Regions from separate parts of the Homo sapiens genome. Here region 2 is linked to region 1. Evidence: read pairs that join two places in POLR2A ChIA-PET (ENCODE). Cell type or tissue: A673. All regions are shown on one strand.

Region 1 (4,000 bases):
CTTTTTCTTTTCTTTTCTTTTCTTTTTTTAAAAGGAGTCTCACTCTGTCACCAGGCTGGAGTGCAGTGGTGCAATCTCGGCTTTCTGCAACCTCTGCCTCCCGGGTTCAAGCAATTCTCCTGCCTCAGCCTCCCAAGAAGCTAGGACTACAGGCGCATGCCACCACGCCAAGCTAACTTTTGTATTTTTAGTAGAGACGGGGTTTCACCATGTTGACCAGGATGGTCTCCATCTCTTGACCTTGTGATCCGCCCACCTTGGCCTCCCAAAGTGCTGGGATTACAGGCGTGAGCCACCGTGCCCGGCCTTCTTTGCACTTTTATTACCTAAATGTTATAGTTTAAAACAGTGCTTTACAACAGAAATATAATGTAAGCTACCTGTTGATTTTAAGTTTTCTACTGGCCATGTTTTTATAAGAAAAAAGAAATAGGTGAAATTAACAATATTTGTATTCGACCAAAATTTTCCAAAATCTTATTATTTGAGTGTAAATAACGTGTACCAGCCACATTTCAAGTCTCAGCATGAGATGATGTTGTTAATAGGGTGGTAGTGAAGATGGAAAGGATTTGGATGTCAGTTTGGAAGTGGGATCAATAGGTTAGTATTATTGGATTGGATCAGTGGGAGAGGAATCAAGATCTCCTAGATTTTTTGCTTGAGCAACTGGGTGGATGATGGTGTCATCGTTAAGATAGAGAAAATTCTGGGAAGAGGAACAGGTGTAGGAGAGAAAACGAAGTTCTGGAAGAGAAGTAATTTTTTTTTTTTTTTTTTTGAGATGGAGTTTCACTCCTGTCGCCCAGGCTGGAGTACAATGGCATGATCCCAGCTCACTGCAACCCCTGCCTCCCGGGTTCAAGTGATTCTCCTGCCTCAGCTTCCTGAGTAGCTGGAATTACAGGCGCCTGCCACCATGACTGGCTAATTTTTTGTATTTTCAGTACAGATGGGGTTTCACTGTGTTGGGTAGGCTGGTCTCGAACTCCTGACCTTGTGATCTGTCCGCCTTGGCCTCCCAAAGTGCTGGGATTACAGGTGTGAGCCACTGCACCAGACCAGAGAAGTAATTTTTTAACAAATATGTATTAGCTTATATTTCAGTAGTTGATTAGCAGTCCCATGATTTAGCATCATTTTCGAAATTCAAAAATATCTGTGTAGTCACTACCAAGAACTTAGTCCTGTCTTTTTTAGCCTGTGCACCTGCATACAGAGGAATGTGTGTGTCTTTGGCATATAGTCAGTTATTGTTGATACACAGTTTCTAAGATTTGTAATATTTTGGAAGTTGGAGTCACTGTTATGTCTCTCAAGTATGTGTATACGTATATACATAACTGTTATTGTACACACTTAAAATTTTTTACCTATTTCTCCTGGGTGCTAATGTTTACATGTATTAAGATTCTACCTTATATATGTATAATACACAAATCTACAGTCTCAATTTCTAATTTCTCATTGATGTTTCTTTTTTTTCGGTGTTTTTTTTTTTTTGAGTTGGAGTTTTGCTCTGTCACCCAGGCTGGAGTGCAGTGGCGCGATCTCGGCTCACTGCAGCCTCTGCCTCCTGGGTTCAAGCAATTCTGCTGCCTCAGCCACCTGAGTAGCTGGGATTACAGGCACGTGCCACCATGCCTGGCTAATTTTTGTATTGTTAGTAGAGATGGGGTTTCACCATGTTGGCCAGGCTGGTGTTGAACTCTTGACCTCAGGTGATCCGCCTGCCTCGGCCTCCCAAAGTGCTGGGATTACAGGCATGAGCCACTGTGCCTGGCCCCTCACTGATTTGTCTTGTATATTTTCCACTTGTTCAAAGGACGTAGGTGTCACGTTGACATTGGCTGTTTACATTTGGAAAGTTGAGTTCATTAATCCCATACTTTTCTAATTTCTGTGTTTTTCTAGCCACAGCTTCCTCAAAGTTATTCTGTCCTTGATCTTCGACATTTAAATCCAACTGATTTTTGTTTTTGATTTCTAACTTTTAATTGTTCTGTGTATTTCTTTCCAAGTCATTATCTTATGCTGCCTACACTCCTGTTACTGCGACCCTGATCTGAGTTTTTTGAAAACTAAGCTTTCTAAGTGATTTCCTTTACTCTTACTCTTACCTTTGTCCTAATCTGTTATAAATAACTTGTACAAATATTGTTTTCATTTTTATCCCTCAACTTTCTGTTATAGTAAGGCTTTGAAGGCATCATTAAAATGTTTTTTTTTTCTTTTTTACTTAATTTTAAAATTTTCATTTCCTTTATAGAAACTCTGCATTCTAGCCAAGGTAATTACTTTGCTGTTTACTCATAGTACAAAGTCATTTCTATCTTTATGACTTTGACATGCCATTCCAGGCAAAGGGAGCAGCTCTTTCTTTTTTTTTTTTTCCTTTTTGTTTTTTGAGACAGAGTGTCACTCTGTCGCCCAGACTGGAGTGCAGTGGTGCAGTCTCGGCTCACTGCAAGCTCCGCCTGCTGGGTTCACGCCATTCGCCTGCCTCAGCCTCCCGAGTAGCTGGGACTACAGGCACCCGCCACCACGCCTGGCTAATTTTTTTTGTATTTTTAGTAGAGATGGGGTTTCACCGTGTTAGCTAGGATGGTTTCCCTCTCCTGACCTCGTGATCCGCCTGCCTCAGCCTCCCAGAGTGCTGGTATTACAGACGTGAGCCACTGGGCCCGGCCGGGAGCAGCTCTTTCAAGATATAAATACACGGCCAGGCGCAGTGGCTCGCGCTTGTAATCCCAGCACCCAGCACTTTGGGAGGCCGAGGCAGGTGGATCATTTGAGGTCAGGAGTTTGAAACCAGGCTGGCCAACGTGGTGAAACTCTGTCTCTACTAAAAATACAAAAATTAGCTGGGCGTGGTGGCTCCTGCCTGTAATCCCAGCTACTCGGGAGGCTGAGGCAGGAGAATCACTTGAGCCTGGGAGGCGGATGTTGGAATGAGCGGAGATTGTGCCACTGCACTCCAATCTGGGTGACAGAGTGAGACCCTGCCTCAAAAAAAAAAAAAAAAAGAAAAAGATGTCAAGACGTGAAACTATATAAGGTGTGGCAGTCTTGGTGGTGTTAATTTTTTTAAACACCTGCACCACCCCACAGCAGTTCCCCATGGGTCTCAGTAAATGTCTGAATTACAGAAATTTTGTTCCTTTAGGATTCAGTGCGCCTCCTTGCTGTGGAAGCTTGTGTCAGTATTGCCCAGTTATTGTCTCAGGATGACCTTGAGACTTTGGTGATGCCTACACTTCGACAAGCAGCAGAAGATAAATCTTGGCGCGTTCGCTATATGGTGGCTGACAGATTTTCAGAGGTAAAGTGATCATTTTTAAGTACTAAGGAAATAAACCTGAAAACACATAGATTTGCTGTTGTACCCAAAGTTTCTGAATTAATTCTTTTCAATGGGAAGTGCTGTGGCAAAAATATGTATTTACAGATTGCACAATTTTGTTTTGTTCTTGTTAATTCTTTTGTTAGTATACATTAAAACCCGTTCAAATTCTTTTATAGCTCCAGAAAGCCATGGGTCCTAAAATCACCCTAAATGACCTCATCCCCGCCTTTCAGAACCTACTTAAAGACTGTGAAGCTGAAGTCCGGGCAGCTGCTGCCCACAAAGTAAAAGGTTAAGGAGTTCAATTTATGTTGGAACATGTGTCATTCATTTTGGTGCATTTTTTTGTTAGTCAATTTTGCATGTTTTTTGTTCTAGAATATGTTTTTAAAATACATAGGGATGTTTTTAGTGTGTGGAAATGTTACATTGTCACTTAAAGATAGTCTCTTTATATTTAAAACCAAGAAATCATTTTGTCTTGTTTTTGTAAAAAAAAAAATGCCTTTCAGGTTGGATTGGTGTGATATGCAATGGCATAGAGAGTTCACGAAAAAGTTTATTTAGAACAAGAGCTGTTTTCCTTATTTGCTTAAACATATAATTTAATTGAAATTATTGATAAACCTGGTTAAATGTCCTCATTTGGCTCTT
Region 2 (4,000 bases), 90 kb before region 1:
AATTGCTTTTGAGCATTAATCTTGTTTCATCATAGTACTTACTGTCTAATTAGGCTGCAGACACACAAATAGATAATTACAGGACAGTGTTTTATGTGCTACAGGGGAAAGATAGGGAATCATAGGAGCATGTCCTTCTGGTGGTGTCAAGAAAGGTGCGGCTCTTGAGCTGAGCCTGGAAGGAAGAGTAGGAGTGTCCTTAGTAAATGCAAGAGGGGTACATTTCTGACAAATGGAATGTCAAATATAGGGACTGCTGAAGCAAAAAGATTGAATATTGAGTTCTTTATAAAAACTTATTTTTACAGCATTGGTTGGATTTTAGGTAGAAACTATTCAGACATGAGCAAGATGATTTCAATCACTCCATTGTGGTTATAATCATATAAATGTTTACCCTTTCTATTGTTCCTGGTTTTCTTTTTTTTTTTTTTTTTTGAGATGGAGTTTTGCTCTTGTTGCCCAGGCTGGAGTGCAGTGGGGTGACCTCGACTCCCCGCAACCTCTGCCTCCTGGATTCAAGCAATTCTCTTGCCTCAGCCTCCTGAGTAGCTGGGATTACAGGCATGCACCACCACACCCAGCTAATTTTTAGTAGAGATGGGGTTTCTCCATGTTGGTCAAGCTGGTCACGAACTGTTCCTGGTTTTCAAAGGGACCTTTCTACACTTTCCTGGCTAGGTAGCATGTATTAGTGAGACATTCTAGACTTGAGCTGACACCTTTCATTTGAAGCTGGGGAAAATAAAGGGAGTACATTTTGAAAGATATTAATTACAATATCTTCTGATTATTGAATGCCTACTGTGTGTCAGAAGTTATTCACATACCATCTTTTTTCACTCAAAACACTCTGAGACAGGCCTTATTTATTTGTATTCCTGGATGAAGAAACTGAGGTTGAGATGGTGGGGAATATGCCACATAGTTAAAAAAGTAGCAAAAGTGGGATAAGAGTCTAGTGTTGTCTGACTTCAAAGCCCGTGTTCTTTGCACTGAAAACAAGACCCTTAGCAAAACCCTGGAGTTTGGCTACTGAGACTTTACCAGAGAATAAGCTTACTAAAGCAGAGAGCATGAGTTGAGGGTGGGAGAAGATAGGATCCAATCTATAGAATAGGTGGAAAATTATACCTTTGAAGGTTTGTGCATTTTGGTTTGGAAAGTGATCAGGAGCCCCTAGCGAGCTTGAGTGGCAGAGTGACGTGCACACTGGCAAGTTCTCCTTTTACATGGGAGCGCTGTACCAGACCCTTTTGTTGAAGAAAGAAGGAGTGTTTGGATAAGGTAAAGAACATTTGGCACTTAGAAAATTTAGAATAGGATAGACTAGAATTGTGAAGTCTTAGGCAAAATGTCTCTGTGGGGTCAGAGATCAAGAGGCGAAATTTAGTGTTGCAGAAAAGAAAGTGATTGGTCTTGTCACTGATTTTGCCCCTCATAACATTTCAAGTTCTCAGATGTTGATGCTGGCAAGTATTTTTGTCTGGTGAGTGAAGAGTGGTGCTCTCTGCTGAGGAGTGCACAGGCCTGGAGAAGGCATGGGAATACACTTACAGGAAATACTCTTGCCTCAGAAAGAACAGTGAATCTGCTCAGGTTGCCACTTTGCAGCTTAGGACAGGATCCCATTGCCTGTTTATGTGTTTTATCAACATCTGTCTGATCACTGGATGGAAAGTTTCAGACGATACCCGCAAATGCCCTCTGTTGGGAGGCCCACAGGTTTCCATAATTGCAGTGGCAGAGGAAGAAGCCCCAGTGGGGTCTTATCAGTCCTGCTTAGAATTCACTGCCAGCCAGAACTGTTCTAGAGCCTTTGCTCTTTTGTTAATCATTTCTCTTGAACTTAGTGGCTTTTCCCTCTCGGTGGTACAAATTTGACATTTATAAGGATGTCTTACTATGATTTAGTTCCTACAGGTCTATAAAATTATAACTTTGGGAAGTAGTTCTCCTTCATTCAATCTATGGAGCAGTAAACATTATCCCTTCTTTTAGCTTCTTTGAAAGCTTCCCTTAGCTCATTTGATTGAAAGGACTTGAGGCACTTTCCATAAAGAGGAGGATGGGTGAGTCACTCCCTGCAGAGACCCTGCTGCCAGCTTTCCTTCACCTAAACATCTTGCACCAGTTCAGCGTTTAGCTTGTCATTCTGACATGGTTTTTTGCATAGTTCAGCTCTGATGTTTTCTGAGCAGCAGCATTGAATATCTCCCTGAAAAGAGATAAAAGTTTATACCCTTTGCTTTCCTAAGGCAGATGTGTCATCAAGCAGGGGAGGACTCTGGCTGATAGAAGTCACTCTTTTTGTTCCCTTTTGCCCTTGTTTTTAAGACTGTTGACACTTGAACCTTCTTCACTTTTGGCTTATCCCCCAATTTTTGCCCCATCTTTCAGGGAAATAACAGTCTGTTATGAAATGTTCACAGCCTAGTTGGAAACTTGATTTATGAGCTCTGAATACATAAAAATGATTGCATTTACCAGCTTAATACTTTTGTTTCCTCATCTCAGAGTACAGTATACCTAGATAAAAAGATAGCTGTAACAGGAGGGTATAGTAAATTGTGTTAGAGACAAATATTTTCTGGAAGCTAAAGTGCTTTCCTGAAAAAAACAGTCTGTATTTGCAAATATGAAAGAGACAAGTGGCTTTTTCCTATTGGTGCTTGACATCTGTAATAGATAATAGAAAGGATAACCCCTTTTCTGTCTGGTCACTCTATGGTTTTTCTTCACAAGCTCAGATTTCCAGAATCCTGTTAAGAAAAAGGTGAGTCAGAGGTTGCTAGCCCTGCTTCCGCACTGGTGGTCAGGAGAGGATTGTGCAAAAGCTTACCTCTCTGGAAATTGGATCCTAAAGGACTCAGTTTAAAAAATAATGTTGTTAAATTCTAATTAAGATTCAGAAAAGACATTTTTGATTTGAAAATAAAACCATCCGTTAGTTTTCTATAACCCAAATGCATATTTGTAAAGAATACAAGATTAAAATGTCCCTAATGAACTGGGCCTGGAATAGGACCTCTGTTCATGAATATTCTCTATCATTGTATTGAGACAGGAAGGAGTGAGCTTCCCCCAAAGGTGACGCACAGTTGAACTTGAACTTTTCCTTAGTGTAACCTCCCTCCCTCTTACTTCTCCCCTAAATGTTTCTAGCATTATGGGTTTGGTTTCTAATCTTATTTTGCTGTGCAAGCTGCAAGAATGTCAGGTTTTTCTGACTATTCCTCTGCCTTCTGATTACCCTTTTAAGCAATGCTGATTGCAGGAAATTGCTATGGTGCAAGGCGGGTGTCACAACACACAGTGATTAAAACCCGCATGTGTCATTCACTTCTTGATTGAAGTAATCATACAGAGGGGAAAAGCAGATGAAAAACCTGCTAAATGTGCAGAGGGGGTCTGTTTCTCATCATTTGGGTGTAAGGATTTTGAGTTAAAGAATAAAAAATAGTGTGAGTAAGACTTGTGTTTTTAGTGATTTTGCTTCATTCTGAATCCTTAAAGCTTCTCAGCAAGGCCTGGGCCTCTGAACATGATCTAAGAAAAACGGGTTGTTGCTTTATACCAAACACATGTTGCCCAATGTACGCGACTATAAGTGGTTGAGCATATCAAGGGGAAAGATGCTAGAATGTAAATGGGACAAGCAGATGAAAACAAAATGGGAGATGCCTGAATAGCTCAAACTAAGTTCCTTATTTTTATTTTTATTTGAGACAGGGTCTCACTGTGTCGCCCAGGCTGGAGTGCAGCGGCACGACCACAGCCCACTGCAGCCTTAACCTCCTGGGCTCAAGCAATCCTCCCATCTCAGCCTTCCTAGTAGCTGGGATTACAGGCATGAGCCACCACACCCAGCCACCAACTAAGTTTTTTTATCACTCTTTCCTTTGGTCTGCGCGATCTTGAGAGAATAGTTAAATTGAAATGGCAGTTTTATTATTTTAGCCCTATGTGGCTCTAAAGCGATTTAAATTATTTGGTGCTT

What was found. ChIA-PET counts read pairs that join two places held together with the same protein. Peaks named below come from ENCODE experiments on the same cell type or tissue, not always from the same donor. Only the 100,000 strongest peaks of a DNase experiment are listed, where the experiment ranks them.
Region 2: POLR2A ChIA-PET joins it to region 1 with 11 read pairs; 5 of 35 experiments call an interaction of 5 or more read pairs at or near these places.

The regions. Positions count from the first base shown.
Region 1 is chr11:111,754,617-111,758,616 of GRCh38, reverse strand. PPP2R1B (protein phosphatase 2 scaffold subunit Abeta) reads left to right here. Exons shown (of 15, transcript NM_002716.5): 6 at 3,167-3,322; 7 at 3,523-3,637. Among named protein-coding and RNA genes, the nearest start is that of PPP2R1B, 9.8 kb to the left of the region's middle. In A673, no CTCF peak of the experiment used is centred here; no DNase peak of the experiment used is centred here.
Region 2 is chr11:111,845,029-111,849,028 of GRCh38, reverse strand. The region is part of intron 8 of ALG9 (ALG9 alpha-1,2-mannosyltransferase); the gene reads left to right. Among named protein-coding and RNA genes, the nearest start is that of ALG9, 25 kb to the left of the region's middle. In A673, no CTCF peak of the experiment used is centred here; DNase peaks (open chromatin) are centred at 2,088 and 3,288; H3K27ac peaks cover 3,178 bases.